3 separate regions of the Homo sapiens genome follow, and regions 1 and 2 are each linked to region 3. Evidence: chromatin loops called from intact Hi-C (ENCODE). Cell type or tissue: PC-3. All regions are shown on one strand. Region 1 holds the start of LOC105377008 (a long non-coding RNA gene). Region 2 overlaps LINC01967 (long intergenic non-protein coding RNA 1967). Region 3 overlaps CMC1 (C-X9-C motif containing 1).

The links. A loop is a pair of places that touch in the nucleus more often than their neighbours do. Peaks named below come from ENCODE experiments on the same cell type or tissue, not always from the same donor. Only the 100,000 strongest peaks of a DNase experiment are listed, where the experiment ranks them.
Region 1: it touches region 3 in a loop (6-fold over the local background); 2 of 110 quality-filtered maps call a loop at or near these places.
Region 2: a loop joins it to region 3, with 5 times the contacts of the local background. A loop is called at or near these places in 3 of 110 quality-filtered maps.

Annotation. Positions count from the first base shown.
Region 1 is chr3:28,136,976-28,144,975 of GRCh38, reverse strand. LOC105377008 (a long non-coding RNA gene) reads left to right here and starts at 7,976. Exons shown (of 3, transcript XR_940674.3): 1 at 7,976-8,000. In PC-3, no CTCF peak of the experiment used is centred here; a DNase peak (open chromatin) is centred at 4,555.
Region 2 is chr3:28,014,108-28,022,107 of GRCh38, reverse strand. The region is part of intron 1 of LINC01967 (long intergenic non-protein coding RNA 1967); the gene reads left to right. Among named protein-coding and RNA genes, the nearest start is that of LINC01967, 10 kb to the left of the region's middle. In PC-3, a CTCF peak has its summit at 5,499 (motif pointing left); no DNase peak of the experiment used is centred here; H3K4me3 peaks cover 517 bases; H3K27ac peaks cover 1,235 bases.
Region 3 is chr3:28,283,046-28,291,045 of GRCh38, reverse strand. All of the region lies in intron 2 of CMC1 (C-X9-C motif containing 1), which reads right to left. Among named protein-coding and RNA genes, the nearest start is that of CMC1, 45 kb to the right of the region's middle. In PC-3, a CTCF peak has its summit at 4,259; a DNase peak (open chromatin) is centred at 4,265.

The DNA of each region.
Region 1 (8,000 bases), 150 kb after region 3:
ACACACATATATATATACCTTATATATATACACACACACACATATATATATACAGGTTATAGTATGAAGTGAAAAATAGTAATTAATAAGTGTATGAGCCTTTATTCATGGTTGGATTTGAAAACAGCACAAAATGCATAGCTATCATGAATACAATACAACCGTGCCTTTTATAAAGCAACTATAGTCACACTTCAAATCTTACCTTCAGAATTCACAATAAAGACTCCTGAAATCATTAAGCATGCAGAGAAAACTACCTAATTGACTGGCAAGAAATACTTTTTCATGTTCAATTTGTCAAAGATGACTTAATACCAGTAAAACCTAACATCTTGACCATGACATTTTAGGATGTCAATAGTTATACAAAAATTCTAAGAGTAATCTTTTTTAGGGTGAATTTTCTGGAAACTGAGATTTACTAAGAAGAAAAATCCGAATATATTACCATTGAAATCTTAAAACTCCTGTGTTTCCCACCATGTCTTCCAACAGAAAACTGGTGATTTCTTAGGACTTTAATAGTATAGCTGATGTTAGGTCATTAATGAGGGCAGATTTAAAATGGAAGCCTGAGAATGTGATTTTAAGTGTATTTTTTCTCCTCTATATAAGAGTTGTAAAATGGAAATCTATCAATTACCTGCTTAAGAATCTCTCGTAGCTTCCTTTTGCCTAGCATATAAAATCTGAACTGAATCTTTTATTCAATAACTGACATCAATGTTTTCTTCTTTTCTCATTCTTCTTAATACTTTTTCAGCTCAAGTCAGACTATTTTCAAGTCTGGATTTTTTTTTCAGCCCTACCTTTGTATTGTCATCCATATTGTCTGTCTGCCTGAACCTCTTTATTTTTCTATCAACCCCTATTTTTCTCCATCTTAAAGCTCTAATTCGTAGCCCTGCTCTAGGAGGCCCTCCATGATTGATACTAACTGTGGCTGTTGTTTGGTTCTTGGCTTGGTTGGTTTTTATTACTCTGGGCCCCCTCTTCTAGCTCTTTTATTAATACCTCAGAGAATAGTTTGCAAAAACTATGGCAACTTTACTAATATTTAGCTTTCATCATGGACTTAATGGCAAATGAGTGACAAACTTGTCTCCCTTGACAGTAGGCATGATTTCTGCTGCCTATTGAATTTCAATGCTATTGTGTTCTATTTAAAATTACTAAAACTCTCATTTATCTATGAAGCCCTTAGCCCCACAGATCTGCCTCATGTGCTCAGTTTGTCTGTTTTATAGTGTCTGTGCTCCTCAGGAGTCTAGATATTTTGGCCTGTGAAAACTTTCTCCCCTAGGGGTTTTGATGACACCATTTTATGGTGAGGTGTCTCCTCTGGTAAGTTCTGAATATGGTGACACATACATTTATTAAATTAATTTTTAAAATTAGAAATACATAAACATGTTAAAAATCTCAACTGTTGTATAGTGAAATGCAATCTTCCTTCCTCTTCTTCCTCCAGTCTCCTAGTTTCCCCGTCCAGAAGCAGTTACAGTTGTGTGCCACCTTCTAGAAAAATTCACTGCATATACAAGAGAGGGGGAGAAAGCTATGGATTTTACTGGTTCACTTAATATATTTGGAGCTTGTGTCCTATCACTCATATTTTTAAGGACATATAGGATTCCACTTTTTGAATGTACCTTAATTTCTTTAACCAGTTCTGTACTGATGGGCATTTATCATATTATCACTTTTCATTCTTATAAGCAGTACGTATACAGTTTTGAAAATGTAGATGATATCTGTTGCATAGACTACTAAAAATAAAGTTGCTCAGCCAAAGGGAAGCACATTTTAAATTTTTATGAATTTGGGTAAATTTCCCTTCAATGAAGTTGCATCAATTTCCATTCCCACCAAGAATATGTGACAGCTGTATCTGGCAAACATATGTATTTCCCTGGAACTTTGATCTATTTGAAAGAAGACTAGGAACACATTTACAGTACTGTTACCAACATCTTCTTCACTTTTGATTTTTCTGTAATTCTCCCTGCCAAAATTTAACAGAACGCTGTCATTTTCCTGACTCATCGTCCTTTTATTTCCACTTTGTAAAAATGTCTGTGTTTGGTTTTATGTTTTTAGGGGTGGCATAGAATCTTCCACCAGAACCCTGGAAGTGTAGGTCAGGATGTTAGAAATTCTTCTAATAAATAGTGTCCAGGAAACACTTCATTAGAGTAATTCTCTGGCACAGGGAGTCCTGGGTGGTGGCTCTTGTGACAAGCCCCTTTACCTATGGTATGTTGGAAATTTAACCACAACCTTAGGGCATGCAATGATTGTCTTTCCTTTAGGTGTTTAACTCATATAATGTCTTAAAGATAAATGGCACCAGTAATATTTTAACAATGTTCGGGTATCCTTTGTTTCCATAGTTACCTGGGTTTCTGTTAGCTTAAGACTTTAGATGTGTAGCTTCAAACTCTGGGTTCTTCTTCAACTAGGTCAAGAGTTCACACATTTTTCCACCCACTGGGCAGGCAAACCAAGTTGTAATTGTTGCTTATGAAGAGGATCCTCAAATGGTACAACACTCAATTAGGTTAGATTAAATTCAGAGCAATAAAATATTTCTGAGTATGTTCTCAGAGAAACCCACATCTTAGTTTTCCTTATCTGAGATCATCTTTACCAGTTAAGAGGGCACACTTCAAATAATACAAACATTCTTTATAAATTCATTATTTCCTAAATCCCTTCCTAGTTTCAGTTTTGATGAGCTCTTTTCATAACTCTAGGTACTTTAGATATGCTTCTCTCAGCCTCGATTTGGCTTTTAGGCTAAAGGGTTTTCCTAATCACAGCAAGTGGGTCAAAAATTAGGATAGGCTTCCCATGAAAGACTAAGTACAATAATTGAACAAAAGGGGTGAAAGTTGATTAAAGTGATGCGAGGAGTAAATGGATTCACTTTTACAGGATCTTCTGAAATCTGAGATAAAGGACTGACTCCTTGGCTAATCTCAGTGCAATTACCTACTCATGGAGATCAATACTTTTTTACTATTAAAAAATAGTGAAAATTTTTAAGATTGGTTAAGGAAGAGTAATGTGTTATTAGGGGAGGCAAGGAAAACTTAGATCTAATTTAGATTTCTATGAAAACAGTGGGCATCAATAGGAGAACATAAAAAAGAGACGTGAGTATTAGGAAAATACCAAAAGGTTTGGTTAGAAACAAATCCTCTTGTGATAGGAGATAAGACTGAAGACCAAACAGAAATTATAACTGCATAGATCTTGGTTTTATTCATTCATTTGCTCATTCAGCCTGTTCACTGGCTCCAACATAGCTCTTGATTCTATCCCATGTGACATATTCATTGACCAACCATGTGTTTTGGACAGATCAGCAGCTAGAGATCCAAAAACGACTGGTTAGATGGAATGTCTTAGGAAATAGTGTCATCAGTGGTGTACAAAATGGTATTAAACTTTCCCTGGATGATGGATTAAAGAGAGAACAAATTAAAGGCATAGATATAGCCATCTGCTAATCAGGGTTTCACAAGGCATCTGTACCTTAGGCCATTCCTTTTGGGATTTCCACTTGCAAAAAATATAGTGAAATAAAACTTAAACTGAATAGAAGAAAGAATTTCTTAGACTCATTCACATTCAATCAATGTTTACTGAGTGCCTAATATGTGCCAAATATTATACTAAAATGCCGAGGATACAGCAGAGGGACAAAAATTCCCTGCATTTGTGGTGCTTACATTTTACTGATACAGTTAATGAAGATCATAAAAATTTTAAACACTGGAGCAGTGAAGTGAGATTAGGAATCCCTGTGCCTTTAAAGATTGAGAGACTATCATTTCCTTGGAAAGAATTATGTATTATCTTGCATGTATGTGTGAAGGCAAATGAGTAAAGGAAATGCTTCTTCAGCAACCTCTTTCAATTCTCTAAAGTTATTTTCATTACCTAAATATTAAAGAGTGAGAAGGACTTGAGGGGAAAAAAAATAAAGCTTTTTTTTTGTTGTTTTTTTGAGACAGGGTCTCACACTGTCACCAAGGCTGGAGTGCAGTGGTGCAATCTCAGCTCACTGCAGCCTTGATGTCCTGGGCTCAATCAATCCTCCCTCCTCAGCCTCCAGAGTAGCTGGGACCACAGGCATGCGCCACCGTGCCTAGTTAATTATAAAACTTTTTTTAGAGATGGAGTTTTGCTGTGTTTCCTAGGCTGGTCTCAAATTCCTGTGCTCAAGTGATATGCCCACCTCAGGCTCCCAAAGTGCTGGGATGACAGGCGCGAGCCACTGCACCTGGCCAAAATAAAGCTTGACCTGAGTTGATATGAGGGTGATGAGACTGAGTAAAAAGCCCATAGGATTCCAGCCTGTGTTCATGTAAGTATTCAGAACAAGATAATCTCTGCTACTCTCTACACTACTTTGATTTAGGAGTGACTGTACTTGGCTTTAACAACCTCACTTAGGAGAGATATTGAGAAAGCCAAATATGACAACATGTGGCTATTCAGCATAATGCAGAATCTGAAAAACACAATACGTGAAAATTGATTCAACAAACTGGAGGAGATTACGTGTTTGTTCTGAGGCTATGTAAGCTTGAGTCATGGTTCTGCTCTTTGCCCTCCGTGCAACCTTGGAATATTTTTACTTTATTTCTTTGTTCTGTTTCCTCACATATGAAACAAAGATAATAACATTGCCTACTATATCAATTAGTATAATTATAGCTTCAGGTAATGGAAAAGCCAGGTAATTTGGCTCAGTTCACAAAGACGTCACTTGTTTACTTAATGAGAAATCTAGAAGTACATGGCTTAGGGTTAGTCTGGTGGTTCCACAATGTGAGGATTCTAGGTTCTCTATGATTTTCCCGACTTTACCTCCACTGTTGAAAATGGCAGTGGTGGCTCCAGAAATCTCATTTTCATAATTTCAAGTCCAAAATCTGGAAGAAGTGAGACCAGGTGGGGGTGTAAGACAGAGAGAAAACCCTCCAAACATGTCTCTCTTCTTTTCAAAGGAAGAAAAAATGTTTCCAAGAATCCCTCTAGCAGATGTTCTTCTATGCCTTCGTAGCCAAAATGGAATTCCAAGGCCACTTCTAGCTGTAAGAGAGGCTGGGAAACAAAGTATTTGGTTTGATATCCTCTTTAGCTGGAGAACAGGCAAGAAAGATGGCACTAACAAAGCTGAACACACCGGCATTGCAAAGGCTGTCTACCAATTGCTTAAGTCCGATGAGATAGAATACATGTACAAGTAGGACAAAGTAGATTATTATTTTATCACAGATTTATTATAGGCAGCAAGGATAAACAGAAGCCTAGAAACCAGAGCAAGCCAGCTTCCTAAGGCTCAGGAAAGCTGCCCAGGGTGGATGGAGTTCCGTGTGTGCATGTCCCATGTTGCACCACAACTGAGGGACCCTGAAAAGCATGCTGCCCTGGGTTTATATAACCTGGGTGACATTTGGCACGCTAAGCTCAAGCATTGCAGAACATCCTGTTCTAGGAGAAACGAGGACACAGTTTGGGTTGTTCTGGGCATTTCCTCCTTATCTCAGGATGTTGAATTCTCGGTACATTCTGCCTGAGAATTACATGCAAGAGAGGGAAGATCTGGGTCAGCCAACATGATCTGTCATCTGGAGACCTGCCCTCTTGTACATCTCAGAATATTACTGTAAATATTAAGTGGGAAGAAACGTGAAATAATTTCCATGGCATGTAAACATTCAAAAATGATAACAATTATTTGTCATCTTTATTTGCACAGAAGAAGAAGCATTTTAATGGAGAGACTTTTTGTGATGCGTGTACAGAGGACATTATTAGTGAAATAACAGCAAACTTGCTATTAATGAGATCTGCTCAAAATCTCTATGAGGTAGTGAATGCCCCATCATGAAGATTTTCATGCAGAATTGGGATGACCTCTGTTCTTCAGGTAGGAACTTGGATTAGATATGTCTAGGATTTCTTCCAGTTGAAGTTCCTGTGATTCTACAATAGGGTAGTCTGAGGATCAAGATACAAATTTCTTCTCTTATCTTAAAATGGACTTAATTTGCGTTTAGATAAATTGCAATGTTCTGGCTAGATCCAAATTTCTAAAATGAGGAATATTAAAAGTCTAACCATTACAACTCTACTGGCCAGTGTGATTCATGCATCATTTTCAGAGAAGAGAATAGCTGCTTAGATACTGAAAGGTACAAAATGATAGTATTTTCTCTTGTTTAGAGGTACAGAATCCACTTTATTTTTAGATCTTGACATTCTAAATACTTATATCTCTTCAAGATAAAAAAAGAACATTGTTTATTTTAGTCAGTATCTTTCCCTTTCTCATTTGTTTATACATTCTTAAAATAACCATATAGTTCTCATTTATCAAACTTCCCTATTGCATGTACATTCTTTCTTCCTTCGTTAGGATTTGGTAAGAGTGCTATGAATGTGTTAGAATGGTGTAAATGATACTTGCTGTGTATGATTTTTTCCCCCTCCCCAAGCCTGCCAGGGGAGCGAGGTGTTAAATCTCATGAGATTCTTTTACCAAGTCCAAGTTTTAAATAAATGAAACTTGTACAGACTCCAACATACCATCTTGAGATAACCTCAGGCCCTGAAGTGTATCGACAAGCAGAATGATCTCAGCCAAGTTGTAAAACTGTCTTTGAAAAGAATAGCTGGATGAAAAACATTAGCAGCAACTGAATCAAGAGAAAACGTGACTTCAAACTGAAAGGCACTCTCATGGTAAATACATAGTAAAACCATGTTCTGCAACTTCATATTTTCGTAATGCTTTAAGCTACCCAAGGAGCCCATGCAGATATGCAAAGCTACTCATTGAGAAGCTCAGCTTATCCCTACATATGCCATCACCAGTTTTTCACTTAACGTTTTCTCCTCAACCCCTTTCTATTTGGCTTCCATTCTACTACTCACCAACCACCTTCAGTTTGCAAAATCCTATGCAGATCTTACCTTAACTTTTCAGCATCATTCAGTAAGGTTAAAAACTTTTCCTTCTAGATGGTTTTGGTGGCACCAGAGTCTTCTTGTTTTCTTCTTTCTTTTTTAGCTGCACTTTCTCAGTAGTATTTGCTGGCTCTCCTTCCTTTACTCCAACTCTTACTGTTGTAGTTTCACTGATCTTGGATTGAGTTCCTCCCTTTGTTTTCCTATTTATACTCTCTGACTAAGGTTCAAAATTGTCTTTATCTGTTGTAAAATCTGTGTTTCAAGACTAGAACTTCTCCTCTAAATCCCATCTATCTGATGACTGATAGATTTCAGACTGAACATGCTTAGAATAAAATGCTTAGCCATGGCTGTTCCCTGCTCCCTGGCCACAGTTGCCATACACCTTCATCCTTCCTCAGTTTTCTCATGGTAAATGTTACCATCATCCACTCAGTTAATAATACCTGAAACCAGGGAAATGGTCCTGAAATTAGTCCTTTTTTAAATATCACCTTCACATGTAGCCAATCAGCAATTCCTACAATTTATATTCCAGAATATATGTCAAGTCCATCTACTTTTTCCACCTCCACCGCTGTCACCTAGCTCAAGCCACCATCATCCTTCACCTATTCTATTGCAGTAGCCTCCTAGAAGGTCTCCTAGCTTCCTTTATTAGCCCTGTACAAGCCATTCTCTGCATGGCAGCAGAATAATCTTTTAAAAACTGAAATCATACCAATTACTCCTTACCCAAAAGTATTGAAGGGTTCCTGTTGCATGTTGAACAAAATCTACACTCCTTATCATGGCCTATGGAGTGCTTCATGTTCCCAACCTTGGCAATGTTTTTTAACATGCTACCAGTTCTTTCTGTTTCTTACTAAGTCCAGCTCACATTGACCTAACACACTAACCTCTTTCCTGTCTCAGGCCCTTTGCCCTTGCTGTTACCTCTCTTAGAACATCCTTTGTTGCTTTGCATAGCCCATTCCTCCTCATTCTTCATTTCTCAGCTTAAATGC
Region 2 (8,000 bases), 270 kb after region 3:
TGTGTATGTGTGTTGAGAATACTTAAGATCTACCTTCTTAGCAAACTTCAAGTATATAGTACAATATTGTTAACTACTGTCACATTGTTGTGTATTAGGTCTCCAGAACTTCATTATCTTGCACAACTGAATAGACCACAGGGAAAAAAATAAATAAATAAACCAATAAAAAGACTCAATTTCAATTTCTGTTGAGAAAGCAGTAGAGAAATGCTCACTCTCATGCATTACACAATGGTACAAACCCTGCAGAGGATAGGGCTTCCTGATGGATTAGATGTAGGAAGAGGATAGATACAAAAATAAAAAATGATGTCTAAACTTTTAGCTTGAGCAACTGGATGGTTTATGATGTTATTGACTGAGATGGAGAAGACCACACAAAGAACAGGTAAGAGAATAAATGGGTAAACAGGGGATCAATTCCAATCCAGTTAGTTTAAGTTCGATTTTAGATGTGTTATATTTGAGATCCCTATTACACAGTCAAGTGACCATACCAACAGGAAATTGTATATGCAGGTTTAGAGCACAAGGCTAGAGAAGTATATTTTGAACTCAGCAGATTAGCTACGGTATCAAAATCATGGCCTAAATGTCCTTCTACATGCTTGCTACCTCCAAAACCCTCTACAGTGTACCTGAGATAGACCATAGTGGTTCTCAAACTGTGAGGCTCATAAGAATCACTGGGAGAGACTTAAAAAAATCTATATTCTTAGGTCTTAGCACCAGAGATTCTGATTATGCATGCAAGCATTGAGGTGGACCCAAGTATTGATCTGAGATACATATTAAAAATGAAGATTTTCTGGGGTATTTTTAAAAATGAAGATTCATTCTGATGCCAGTAGTCCGAAGGCTACACTATGTGAAAAAGCCATAGAATTCTTCAGAGACCAATTAAATAACCTGGGGATATGTTTTCAATTTCTATAAATGATCAGCACTTAGATGGACCTGGAACATTGGCTAAGTATTTTATGTTCACGAACTCACTTAATTCTTTCTTTTCCTAAATTTTTATTTTTTAAAAGGTAATAAATTCACATGGTTAAAAGTCAAAATAATATAAAAAGAGAGATATTAAACAGTATTGTTCCCACTATTCTCATCCATTTTATTTCCAGCTCTGTGTCCTGTAAGGAATACTATTTCTATTATCTTCTTTTGGATATTAAAAATATTTCTTTCTGAAAATATAGCAAATACAAATATATTCTCTCCCACCAACTTCTCATCTTTCTTACTTAAAAGGAAGCCCATTATGTATAGTGTCTGCTCCTGTTTTCAGCATAAATGCCAGAGATCTTTCCACGTCAGCATACAGAAAGCACCATCATTCTTTGCATTATAGCAGCATAATATTTTGTGGTGTGCATACATCATGGCTTATTTCATTAGTACCCTGTTAATGAGCAGTTGAATTGTCTATCTTTTGCTATTAATGAAGGCTCATATTAATATGCATTCATTATTTCATGTATATACGTGTAATCTGTAGGATAAATTCCCAGAAGTGGAATTGCTGGGTCAAAGGGTAAATGCATTTGTAATTTCGAAAAAGATTGCCAAATTGCCCTCTGCAGGGGTTGTACCATTTTGCACTCCTACCAGCAATGTATCAGAGTGCCCATTTCTCTGCAACCTTGCCAACAGAGTGTGTTAAACTTTTGGGTTTTTGCCAATCTGATAGGTGAGAAATGTTATTTCAGTGTAATTTCACTTTGCTTTGTCTCTGATGAGTGAAATAGAGCCTTTATATATATATATATATATAAGGGGTCTTTGTATTTTTTTCTATAAACTCTCTATTGATGAACTTTTTGGCCTGTTTCTTCTCAATTTCTTGGAGCTCTTTATATATGAAAGAGATGAGCTCTTTGTGCTATGACACAGCTATTTTTGGTTTTTCTTTCGTATTTGATTTGCATATCTTTAAAATATATTTAAATGGTTCCATTTTTCTTTATGTCCTCTGAATTTTGAGTAATATTTTAAATGTATCAGTCTTTTTTGTGTGGCCCCTGGATTTTAAGTAATTGTTAAAAGGCCTTCCCCTGCTCCAAAGCTATAAAAGAATTCACTCATTCCCTTTATTGTTTCAACAATCCTCTAAGTAGGTCTTATTCACCTTCTTTTATGAATGAGGAAACTGAAATTCAGGGCTTACAGTAGGTCTCTCAAAGAGTAAGAGTAAGAACATGATTCAAAGAGTAAGAACATGATTCAAAGAGTAAGAAAATGAGTTTCTTTTCTCAGTGTCACTTTAGAAACATTTTGCAGGAAAACTTCTGCAAAATATTATCTAGGTTGCTAAAGAATATGATCCTGTTATTTCTGAGGCTTTAAATAAACAGAACAGCTCAGGTTTTGTCAACATTAATGTTTGCATTGAAACAAATACAAAAAGTCTCCCAAATCTTATAAACATCAATGCTTGAAGCCAACATGTTGAAACTGCCAGGACCCATGCACACCACCTACGGACGTCAGCAAATGTCCCTTTTAATTGAACGCTCAAAAGGATACCTGCGGGCAAGCAGAGAAGCCCTGCAGTGGCCACGCTGGACTGCATTAAGGGACACCTGGAATCCATGGCAGCCCTTTGTCCCTGTCTCTCCCTTTCTTTCTGCCAGAGCCAGCAGGGAAGGAGAGTGCTGACGTGTCTATTGAGGACTAGGAAAAATACTCGGTTTGAGAGCCAGTCCTGTGAAGGAGGATGACCCAGTTGAAGGTTTAAACCTGCAATCTCCTCTCCCTACCAAACTCCAAAACCCTGAGAGTCCAGTGTCCACATAAAAAGGTTATCGAGAGATTCATCTTGTGCAAACGGCAGGAGAAATGATTTATCAAGGTCACCTTTCAGACCCAGAGTTTGTGACAGGTGTTCCTCAAGGATCAACTCTGATCAGTTGGTAAGCACTGCCTAGAGCATGTGATTGAGGTGAACTCAGAGGCCACGTCTAGGCACAGTGCTACAGAGTGCTGGGATTCACAAGTGATGTCAGCTGAGAACATAGTAAGAGAAAAAATTTGCATCCCTGCCAAGCCTCTGCCAATATTGACTGAAAACATTATAATTCATTTATAGAATCAAGACCTGATAGAAATGACTGCGATATGCTTGCCCATCAAAAATGCCAAAGTTTTAGAATGCTTGGTTCTGAAGGAGCTGGTTCATTTTCCAGAGGGTGATATTTATTATCTAAAAGGCTGCCTTGTGTTTGATTTTCCTTACCCTGAATTTACACACTCCATTACCTTCTCTAAAATCCAGTGCTTCAGGACATAACACAGTGTATTCCAACAGTAGATGTTCAATGAACACTGAACTGAATCGTATCACATACAGCAGGTTAAGTTTAAAAAGATACTTTGCACATATTCACATATTCATTCAGCATGACTTGATTGAATAATTAGATACAGTCTCTAAGGTATAGATTTTTCCCAAATGCATGCATTAAAAGTTTTAACTTTTGATGAAGGGCAATGTATTAATTTTTTTCATTTATAGCTCATGCTTTTTGTATTAAGTCTGAAAACTCTTTGCCTATACTAACTGTTGAAAGGTTCTTCTGTTTTCTTTTCTAAAACATTTATATTAACACTAAGAGAGATGTTCCTTTTTATTGCTGGACATGGGTCAGAGTTCTAGCTCTTATATTGTCTTCACTAACACCACACTGGCAGTGACCTTGCTATTTCTGGGCAATGGTGAAAGTCCCAACTCAACATGAAGCTTCCTCTGGCACCACTCTGATGAGGAGAGGGAGAGGTACCTTATTACTACAAGGTAGAGTGGAAGTATAGACTCCTGATATGAACTCCACTGACACTGTAACAAGGAGGGGGCCTTGTCACTGACTGGTAGGGATGGAAATCCCGGCTCCCTACTTGGCCTTCTCTGACTGCCCCTGCAAAGATGCTGGGGTACCTCATTTCAGCCTTGATGATAGAAGTCTAAGCTCCCCACTTGGTATTTGCTGCCATGGGGTGGGTGGGGCTAGCTATATGTAGTCTTTTCTGTAGTGTTTGACTGGAGTTAGAGAAAGTATTGTCTGAATGTTTTCTGTCTTGCTAGGCTGTCTCTTTCATGGTCCTTTGGCTTTTTCCCCATCTGTGTCTATCAACATTTCTGGCTTCCCAGATTTTTTTCACACCAAGTCTGGGATATATGAGGCAAAAATAAATCCAGGGAATTCACCACCATGTTGTTCCTTGAATCTCAAGTTCCCTAGACAGTCTGCCGTCTTCTTTAACATTTTTCAAGTCCTTCATATTTATTTTACATGTAATTTCCAGCGTTTCTCGTTGTACTTGGAGGAAGGAATAGGGAAAAGTATATCTATTCCATTTTCCCAGAAGCAGAAGTCTTTCATTTGCTTTTTATGTCTTTTCTCTCTTTTGATCTTTTAGATCAAGAGTTTATCCCAGGACCTATCACTGGACTCTGCATATGAGAGATGCTCAAAAAATACATTTTTATTTTATTTCATTTTAGAACATAAGAACAAGTACATTATTATAGACCAAGCTCATCATATTATTTCTCAACCTCATCATTACTTACATTTGGGGCCAGATGATTCTTTGGGATGGAAGGTGAAGGGGGATTTTTGTGTGTGTTGCAGGATGTCTAGCAGTGTCTCTGGGCTTTACCCATTAAATGCCAGTAGCATCCACAAGTTGTGACTGTTAAAAATGTCTTGAGACATTGCCCAGTGTCCCTTCGGGGCAAAATCACCTGTGGTTGAGGACCACTGATATAGACTCACACATCCAATTTTTCTCAAAGATAGTGGGATTTTTTTAATGTACTGACCAAAAAAGCTAGCTTGACAGATATACTGCCTCCTATTTGATTGTCGGTGGAGGGGGCAGAGGGTCGGGGGGAAACACAAGGAAGATTTTCTCTTTGAAAATTGTCACACTGACTAGAACATTGCTTCACTTAGTGCTTTTCCTGCTTGTGGGACATCTGAGGGCCTGATGGGGTCAATGAATGGCTTCAGCATGGCAGTGCAGTGGGTGGGGAAATTTGTTAGCCACATGTGCTTCCACATATTTCACAAAGAACCAGAAAGATGGGAGAAAAGAAATTATATTTCACAGTTTATATTTCAGTGTTGAATTTAGAAATGGGAGGCAGCAAACTAACATTTCCAGCAAAAGCCCTCATCCTTTTGTTAAATACAGAATTGAAAGACCTTTATCTACCTGTTGGGCAATGACAACTTGTTTGGAATTTGAGTTTATGATAAAAGACAAAAGAGCACTTCTGTACTTTCCCTATAAAATCTCCAGAACCCTCAGAGTTGTTGAACTACAAAAGATGATTAACTGGGAGACAATGAAAGGACCCAGGTCTGCTCCTAACAGCTGTACAACCTTGACCAGTCACCTAACCTCCTGGTGCCTGATGCTTCACCTGTGAAATAGGGATAATAATAGTAGCACTTTATACATGAATTAACAGATGTAAAAACCTGAGAATGCTGCCCTCTGCAGAGTAAGAGATAGAGAAGGGCTTCCTATAATTATTGCTATTGTTTTTGTTGAGAGATTTTTGGCTGATATTAAGAGAGGAAGTAAATGCTATGTCTATGAAATCTCACAGGTTTCAGGTAGCACTGGGAGGTTTCAGATAAATATCTCTTATCAAATTAACAGAACCCTGTGGTGACTCTTTTGAGCCTGATATCCCAGTAAAGAGCTCCATTCAGGTAAATGGTACTAGAACCACCCCTTAGACCCACAGGGCATACATAAGCTTATGACTTCAGGGTCTAGGGAGGGACAGCCATGGATTGAATTTGCCAGAATGTGTTTCACATAAATCTGTTATTTTCTCTTATTGAACTTTGTTCGCTTTCCTCGGAACACTTATGCAATCAGCAATGAGATAGGAAGCCATTAATGTATTTATTTGTTTAATATCTCTTTCATTACAAGATTGTGAGTGTAATAAGGTAAGAATTATGTCTCTTTCCCTCACAATTATATTGTAGCATCTAACACAGTGACCAACACGTAGTTGATTCTCAAAATATATTTCTCGAGTAGATGAGAGAATGTTAGAGAATTGTCATCCAAACAGGGTTCACTGATAGCAAACAGGGTACACAGATAACAAAAATATATGTATATATGTGTGTGTGTATATATATGTGTATATATATTGTGTATATATATGTGTATATATATTGTGTATATATATGTGTGTATATATATATATATATATATATATATATATACTTTTAAGAATTCAGTTTCTTAAGCATTTTTTTAAGTTTTGCAGAGGCCAAATTATGTAAAGAGCTTATTAGGAAATAGGAGGCCTGGCTCATTTTCAAAACTTATTTTAGATACTTTATATCCATATTATATTCTTTATCCTTCCCCCTTTTAAAAACTTTACTTATTAATTCATTCACTGAATTTATTAAACACTACGTACCAGATATTGGTCTAGTGCTGGAGATATAGCAGAGAATCAAAGTTGTTACTCTCATGACATTTGCAAAGGAGCGAGTGAGGCCGACAAAAATAAGCACATATATTTAAACAAGTGGATGGCCTAAAGACATAAGAGAATCCCCTGCTGTGGTCTTTAAAGTCATTCATATTGATGCTTCCATCTCAGCCCAGAATTTTCGGTAGAGTCAGCCAAGCGTACAGACCCCTTCTCTTTGCTTCCTTTCCTCCATTCATTTAAGGTGCGCTTAATGAACCTACTCTATGCCAGGCACCCTTCTAGACTCTGAAGACAACGGCAAACGTGGCAAAGTCCCTGAGCTCACAAGCTCACATTCTAGTGCAGACACACACGACAAGCAAATAAATGAGCATCCATCAGAATGTCAGCTAAGGGTCAATGCCACAAAGATAAATACAGCAGGCTGAGAGGAAAAGAGAGGAGCAGGGCAAAGATGCCGTTTTGCATAGGGAAAGTCATGGACGGCCTCTCAAGTAAGATGACATTCGCGCTGAGACTTGAACAAAGTGAAGGCATGTCGATGTCAGGAGACAGTGATCGATCCAGGCAGAGGAGTACCTGTAGCCAGGACGTACCTGGTATGCTCCAACTACAGCAAGGAAGCCAGTGAGGCCTGGTGTAGAGCGAGGAGGTGGACAGCGGTAAAAGCAGACATCAGAGAGGTGAGTGGGGCCACATTATTCCCATCTTTGCAGGCCGCAGTTAGGATTTGGGATTTTTTTTTTTTTTTTTTTTTTTTTTGAGACGGAGCCTCGCTCTGTTGTCCCGGCTGGAGTGCCGCCTCCCGGGTTCAAGCGATTCTCCTGCCTCAGCCTCCCAAGTAGCTGGGACTACAGGCCTGCACCACCACACCTGGCTAATTGTTTATTTGTTTGTTTGTTTGCTTGTTTTAGTAGAGACAAGCTTTCACCATGTTGGCCAGGCTGGTCTTGAATTCCTCACCTCAAGTGATCCACCCGCCTCGGTCTCCCAGAGTGCTGGGATTACAGGCGTAAGCCATTGCGCCCGGCCAGGATTGGGATTTTATTTTGAGTAAGATAAGAGGGACTGAAAAACTCCGGCAGAGGAGTGACATGATATATGCTTTAAACGGACAGTTCTAGCTCCCCTCTCCAAGCATCAAAGCACAACTCCAGTCTCCAGTTCCCACCCTCCATGCCAGTCTTCCAACCAGAAGCCCACCCTGTAAACTGTATCCTGGGGCTAGAGCCTCAGCCTGGAGACCAATCAAATCCCCAGACAATGCTGGTAACTATACGGTATGGAGCATCACCGCTGTATAAGAGGGAATTGGATTCAGCTTGAATGACAGGAAATAAATGGGTCTGGCAGTCAGGAAACATGCATAATTAACACAGTCAGGAAATCTCATAACTATGTTCCCCTGAGCCATATATTCTACCACCTGAGGCTCAGTTTCCTCGTCTGTGAAATGTGGGAGGTTGAACTCGAAGACCTCTGAGGTACTTTCCGACTCTCAATCACTGTGGTCTCCTGA
Region 3 (8,000 bases):
GCTATCAACCCAGCATCCTACAGAAGACTGAATGCTGCCAACAACCATGAGTGACCTTCAAAGCAGATGCTTCCCCAGTCAAGGTTTCAGATGAGACCACAGACCCTCCTTAGCCAACACATTAATTGCAGCCTTGTGAGAAACTGAAGCAGAAGACCCAGTTGTCATACCGAGATACCTGACTCACAGAAACTATGAGATTAATAAATATGTGCTCTTTTAAGCCACTACATTTTGGAATAATTAGTTATGCAGTAAATACCATCAAATGTTAATCCTCGTTTTAAAGTTCCAAGGATGATTGGTTATCTCTGAGGAAAAAAATTCCCCCAGAAAAAGGAAACAAAAAACATTTTCAATTATAATTTAAGAAAAGTTTTCTGATTAAAAAAAATGTACAAACCAAAAGGGCACAGTATGTTCCAGAAAGAACTGATACAAGATATATCACAGTTAAGCTTCCAAACTCAAGGATACAGAAAGAATTCTTCTAGGATCCAACCAGAAAAATCACGTCACCTATGGTAGGATGATTGCAAGGTGGGGTGGGGATGAAAATCAGGCTGCTCTCAGACTTCCCAGAGCAACATTTAATGTCATAAAATACTGATGCAATGTGTATCTACAAAGTTCTGAGGTACAGAAAATACGACCTGACAATATTATATCCACTCTACATGTCACAAATCTATTAGGCAACAAGCAGTCATTCCCAACCATGAAAGATATCAAGGATTCTAGAACCCAAAGACTCTTATTAAATTAACTATTGGCAATAAAATCAAGCAACAGATCAAAAAAAAATTTTTAAAGACAAAATGTGATGAGCACTGGATTTATGGTTACAGACAAGAATATAAGTATTATAAATTATGACAATGTAAAATTACAACTTACAGAAACTGGGACCTGAAAGAGAAAAGGTGGGGGAAGTATAACTGTACTTTCATACAAGGGAATCACTCAATACTGTTCAAAATTAGAATATGGAGTTAAAACATAATCACTCAAACTTGTCAGTGGGTTTCATATGTTTTCTTGTAATGGAGGCAAGTAACCTTTTATCAAGAAACATTTACATAAACTTTAGCAAATCTTTTGTTTTATAAATTCCACTAAAAAAGTAGTGTATATAATATAATCCCTTTGTATTATCCTTTTGTTCCCAGAGAGATGTCTGTCTTTGTGAATGGTAGAATTTAGAGTAATTTTTGGAATGCATTTTATATTTTCTACATTACTTACATAAATTGAATATCCTTTTTATTAAAAGCATGATGTTGTTTTCCCCCACAACAATAAAATGCAAAAAGGAAGTAAATACTGAAAGCCTGAAGTAGAGTAGAGGTATTGAAAATGAAGTCTCACATATTGTTAGAAAGATTCCTGCATTGGTAGTAGTTAACCTCACAGGCTTCATCTAACGTTAAGTTTCTGAGATCACAGACTTTCTCCCTAAATAAAGATCTTTGCAGCATAAAAATCCCTGTTTTCTATTATATGACTTCTAAAATTCTTTGCCTGGCTTTCAAGGAGCACCAAAATACGACCCTAAATGGCAACTAAATTGTTTTATATAATTAAACTAACCTTCTCATTGTCCTACAAATATCTCATGTTATACTCGGCTTTTATATCTTACTACCTACTTGGAATATCTTTTAATAAATAATTTAGGTGTTTCCATTTCACAGACTATTCCTTCCCCAATACTTAGTAAGATAAACAAAACGAATTTTAAAAAGAAACTATCTAAATGATACCTAGCTAAAGTTTATTTGCTACACAAAATTCTTCCTGAAATCTTAGAATTTAACTAAAAAAATTCTTTCAGAATTTTTAGAGCACTCATCGAGACTTTTCTATATTGAAACATAACTCTAAATTAATACTGCTTTGCAGACTGTATTAGTCTTAATTCAAAAACTTAAAAAAAACCTCAAAGAACATAAAATTTTAAAAATATATTTAAAGAAACTCATCAAAAAAATAAAAAGAAAATAAAAGAATGATACAAATAGACCTGATTGGAAATATGTTTTTAAACCTCTGAGATGGTCTTCCCAACCAAATATTTCATATTATATATTTTTAAAAGATAAGATTATGTATTTGTATAAAATGCTACAGTTTACAAAGTGTTTTAATAATCACTTTTTCATTTACTTGCAAAAATATTCTTACAATCATAATTATCCACAAAAGGACTGTGAGTATACTTTAAAAAATTATAAAAATAAAAATTATAAAAAATATTAGTCAGTATGAAACAATTTATCAAACTTTATAAATTTATCACACAAATGTATTCATCATAATCCTCTTTAACAACACAAAGCTACATTTGCAATGAAGCAGCTAAAGCTTTCTTTTTTGTTTTTCCTCTCAACTATGATTTAAATGTTTATATTCCTTGTTTTAATATTCCAACACACAGTCAAAATGTGGCAGTTGCAGTTGTACATTTACCTTCAATAGTAACTATAAAACCTAAAATTATTTTCAGTTGGCTCCTTTAGTAAGACCCAAAATTTCCTAAAGAAACATTTAACACTTAATGTTACATTTACGGTAATGAGAAAGAGCAAGGATAAGTCAATGTAAAAATGAATAAGCTTTAATGATATTCTTAACAGGATTTTCAGATACTTCTACCACAAGATGGAGATAAAGTAGATGTATTTACACACGTCAAAATATATAATTTTATTAAATTATTTGATATCACTTGGCTCATAATCAGAAATATATGCTACTCTTTATGATAAAGGTAAACTCACTTCACATGTGATCATTTTTAATTTAGTTATTTCCAAAATATCTTTTAATAAAATAAAGACATATAACATTTTCATGTTTCATTTTACACAGGAAACTACCAGTATTAACGTATTTTTAAAAACACGTTGAAGAAGATTCATATATCAATACCAGAGCTGTTCAATAATTTTTTTTGTAACGATGGAAATGATTGATGTCTGCATTGTCGTATGTGGTATCCACAAGCCACATGCAGCTATTGAGCATTTGAAATGTGGCTAGTACCACTACGAGACTCAATTTTAAATTTTATATAATTTTAATTAATTTAAAATTAAATAGGCAATGTGACTACTGGCTAATATACTGGACAGCACAGAGCTATATTATAGCCAATTTAATATTTTAATATACATTGAAATTCAATCATGGTTTTCAGAGTGTAAAATAACACATAAAAACTGAACTTTAAAAATAAAATTACTATAAATCAATGATAAAAACTAAAGATTCTGACCATTAATAATGGAGGTTTTTCCAAAATCATCAGGAAAAAAATAGAAAAGCTCAATATAACGGTAAAAATAAAAACCAATATATATTAAAAGGAGTAAAGTTTATAGCATCTTTCGAAGGGAATAAAAGAGCATATATTAAAACACACAAATCTTTTTAAAGTATACCAATAACCATGTGAATTTTCAAATTTAGTATAGAAATGTGCTTATTTAAAACATGTAAATATCTGCACATACAATAAACATATTTACTATTTACACAAGTCAAAGTTAACATTTTCAATAATAGGAAAAAAAAATTTGCTCCCTCTTACCAAAACAGTAGGAGTCTAACTCTGCAATTACAAAGTAGAGCACTTTGCACCAGAGAAAGATTCCAACATAAATTATGTGGACCTCAATCAATACAAAGTTGGGTATCAATTAAACTAGAGAGCCAGTAGCCATTCTGTTTCAAACTGAGAGAAATAGTCTTACTAATCCAGACAAAGATGCCAGTCAAAGGTGCTGAAACCAAAAGGAAAAGTTTCATGATGATCACATCTCATAAAACGTAGAGAGGATTCATGAAGAAGCCACTTCACTGGAGTCTGTTCTTGGATTTGGGCAGAATAAGGGAGGAAGCTGATTTAAAAGTGCTATAGAGGTGACACTGAGAAGACAAAAGAGTGTTAGGAAGAATCCGAGAATTGGTCACCAAATAATACCTGAAAATGTGTTGACGGTTGGATTATTCCAGCACAAAAGCCCTGACTTTAAAATTAAGCAAACAAAAAGGATGTTTCATTAAACTGTCTGTATATTACAAAACTGGGATATATTCTTCTCTTTTGCAATAAATAATCAAAACCAGCTTTTTAATGACCAGTCAGGCTCTAACAGAAAATGAAAAATAGGCTCCCACATTCAGCAGATCTACCCTTCCCCCAAGATCTCAGTAAATTATTTCTACATGTGCTGTGTTAAAATTGAACCCCTAGAGGGCAACTGAGCTTCAATCTTTACTTCATAATATACACTTCAGTTCCTCAGCAGTTTATAGATACCATGACCTACTTCCTTATATCTTGGAACTTTTCCTCTAATACAAAAAGGAAATGGAAAGAAGAAAATTGATATATTCCATTCACTAATGCAAAATATCATTATGTAATACATTCTTTAACAGCAATCATTCAACAATGAAGACTATGGTACAAATAGGTATATTCCTGAATAACAGACTTCATAAATGAATATGTGAATATTAACACTCTCAGTAGGAATCATGTAGCAGATAAGAAAGACATACTTAACAAGTCTATTTAATATAAACGTTTTGCATAACTTTACATTCACTAAATGACATGTTAAAACTTACAGGGAAAAAAGTGAAGAATCCAATTTCAATAACAACCCTATATAAACTATCCAGTATAAAACACTACAGGAAAAACAATGCTTCTTCAAAGTCAAAATGTCAAGAGGTTCCTTGCTGCCCGACTAAGTTAACGCTATTTCATTAGAAAGAAGTACTGATATTCAAACAGGCCCACACAAAATACTGACATAGCAAAAAAAGTTATTCTATCAATATAAAAATGTACTAGCTAGCAAGGCCAACAATGATATCTTAGATTCAGCCTTTTTTAATGAAACTCAAAAATTAGACATATACAAGTATAAAATGTATGTACCAAAAAAGGTAGCATAAAAGAAAATGCTGCCAGGTGCGGTGGCTCATGCCTGTAATCCCAGCACTTTGGGAGGCCGAGGCAGGCAGATCACGAGGTCAGGAGATCAAGGCCATTCTGGCTAACACAGTGAAACCCCGTCTCTACTAAAAATACAAAAAAATTAGCCGGGTGTGGTGGCAGGCGCGTAGTCCCAGCTACTCGGGAGGCTGAAGCAGGAGAATGGCGTGAACCCAGGAGGCAGAGCTTGCAGTGAGCCAAGATCGCGCCACTGCACTCCAGCCTGGGCGACAGAGCAAGACTCTGTCTCAAAAAAAAAAAAAAATGCTGAGAATTTACCTGGACAATATACAGAATAATAATAACTAACTGATAACTTGGTCCAAAAGTCATGGGTTTTTTTTTTTCACTTTTTATTTGTATAGATGTAGGGGGTACAAGTGCAGCTTTGTTAAATGGATATATTGTGTAGGGAGGAAGTCTGGGCTTTTAGTGTAACCATCATCTGAATACAGTACCCTGTACCCAATAGATTTCTCATCCCTTACCCACTTCCTACCCTCACATCTTTCCTGGTCTTCAATGTCTATTATTCCACTCTCTGTACCCTTATGTACACATTACTTAGCTTCCACTTATACGTGAGAACATGTGATATTTGACAGAAAGTCATGTGTTTTTTTTTTAACCCAAATAAGACTTTTACATAATCAACTCTCTTTATCTCATACTACAATATGTATTCACTAACTGGAACAAAATTATAATTCCATCCATAAACAGCTTTTGAAGGAAAATATGTATTTTGTGTCACAAGTCCTTCCTCCCCAGCAGAGAAGGTCACCAGTACCTCCTTAGCTACTGTACTCAGCAACAGAACCATCATCTTGGTAAGGACAGAGAATACACACACATGCTGGTTAAAGACTCTTTCTCCATGTCACAATCATTTTCTTCACTAAATTCATCAATTAATTATTAGCATTACATCCTAAGTACTTAGGAATCTCAATAATCACAAAGCAATTTCTGCTCATTTGGATTAGAATCCATATATGAAAACTGAAACATCAAAGAATGCACTGATGGAACACAGAGTAGGAAGAAGCTGCTAAAGAAGGTGAAGTTTGTGTGCAACAGGGTTAGTAAAGGAAGCAGCCATATAATTGACAGGATACAAAAGAGGTCAAGGTTTACGGCTGCCAGAGCATACTTTCTTATTCCCTAAGAGTTTGCTAAGAATCCTTGGCCTACTGGAAAAGAACCTGACACCTAGCCTAGATAATTTGGCTTTTAACCTCCAAGATGGAAGTAAGGGAAGTAAAGGTCAAGAAATAGCCAACACACACACACACACACACACAGAAATCTAACAACAAAAACAGCCAAAAACTTATGGCTTATATAGAAGAGTGCTTTAGATAATAAATTATGTAACTTTAAGATACACAAATGAGCAAAATCTATATGGTTTGTTGCTATGGGCTGCTTTAAGGAGACATTCTGTTCCTTTGGCTAATCCATTATTTCTCAACCTTGGATGCACATTCAAATCACCTTGAAAGCTTTGGGAAAAAAAATGCAATTATCTCTCTGTGGAGAGAAACATGTGCACTATTATTTTGTTTTGTTTTAATTCCTAGATAATTCTGAAGTACAATGAACGTTTGAGGATCACTGATTTAGCCTGTGTGTGAGAGATGAGGATCCAATACACATCGATTGTACAGGCAAAGTAAAGGTTCTACTCTAAGAATATGACAATTTGAATCTCATCATCTAAACAGACTTCACCAGGGAAGATATGAAAGAAAAAGATAACACAAAAGAAGTTGCATGAAGCCTTAATCACGGAAGCAGTAAATAGTAGACCTATTTAGGTCTACTCTGAAAATCACTGGGTACTAATGAAATGAAAGAGCTCCTCAATATGCTCAACAATAAATAAGTCAACCACAGATGATCTCTGAAGCCAAAATGAGAGGGAAAGGAACAATTAAGATTTTTCACACTAATGCATCACAAAGTACACTTAAGTCAAATCTTCAGATATTCTAATTTCCAAAAGTTCAAATTTTGCGATCTAGGCATAAAATATATCTATGGGAGGTATACCAGGAAAAAAATACAATGCAACATATCCTAAATTTAAATTTGTACACTGTACTGACACAATCTAGGATTCAATGAACATCTAGCTGCTTTTAAAGAGGGTTTCAAATTTCCAAATATAGCTTTGACTTTTCTCCTAGGATGGTCTAGTTCAGTCTGTGTAGGTGAGTGACAAGAAATAAGCAGACACTGTAACTGCAGTAATCTGTATTGAGATGGAATACAACTGTTCCTACTGAGTCAATAAAGCCAGGGTATTCCGTCACCATAAAGGCATATCATCTGTCTGGAACAGTCAGTTAGAATGGAAATGAAATCACCACATAAAATGCTCAAGGACCCAATAGGCTTAAAAAGACAACTATAAAAGCAAGACAATATATTACTGCAGAGAATTGGTTTCTTTCTTCTTTTCTTTTTTTTTTTTTTTTGTTTTTGTTGTTGTTGTTGTTGTTGTTGCTGTTGAGATGGAGTCTCTCTCTGTTGCTCAAGCTGGAATGCAATGGTGCAATCTCAGCTCACCACAACCTCCACTTCCTGCATCCAAGCGATTCTCTTGCTTCAGCCTCCTGAGTAGCCGGGATTACAGGCATGCGCCATGACACCTGGCTAATTTTTTTTTTTTATTTTTAGTAGAGATGGGGTTTCGCCATGTTGGCCAGGCTGGTCTCGAACTCCTGACCTCAAGTGATCTGCCTACCCCAGCCCACCAAAGTGCTGGGATTACAGGCGTGAGCCACCACACCTGGCCAAGAACTGGTTTCTAATCATGTGCTTGATATTTACCCATGGTTTGACCTAAAGCTAGTCAATTACCTAATATTTTACATAAAGCACTTTGAAAAATATCATAAAGATTCTGCCCATCACTTTAATTCTATGCAAGACTTGTCCTTTGGCAATGTCACTGACTAGGAAGGTATGAGTACAGGGTTGA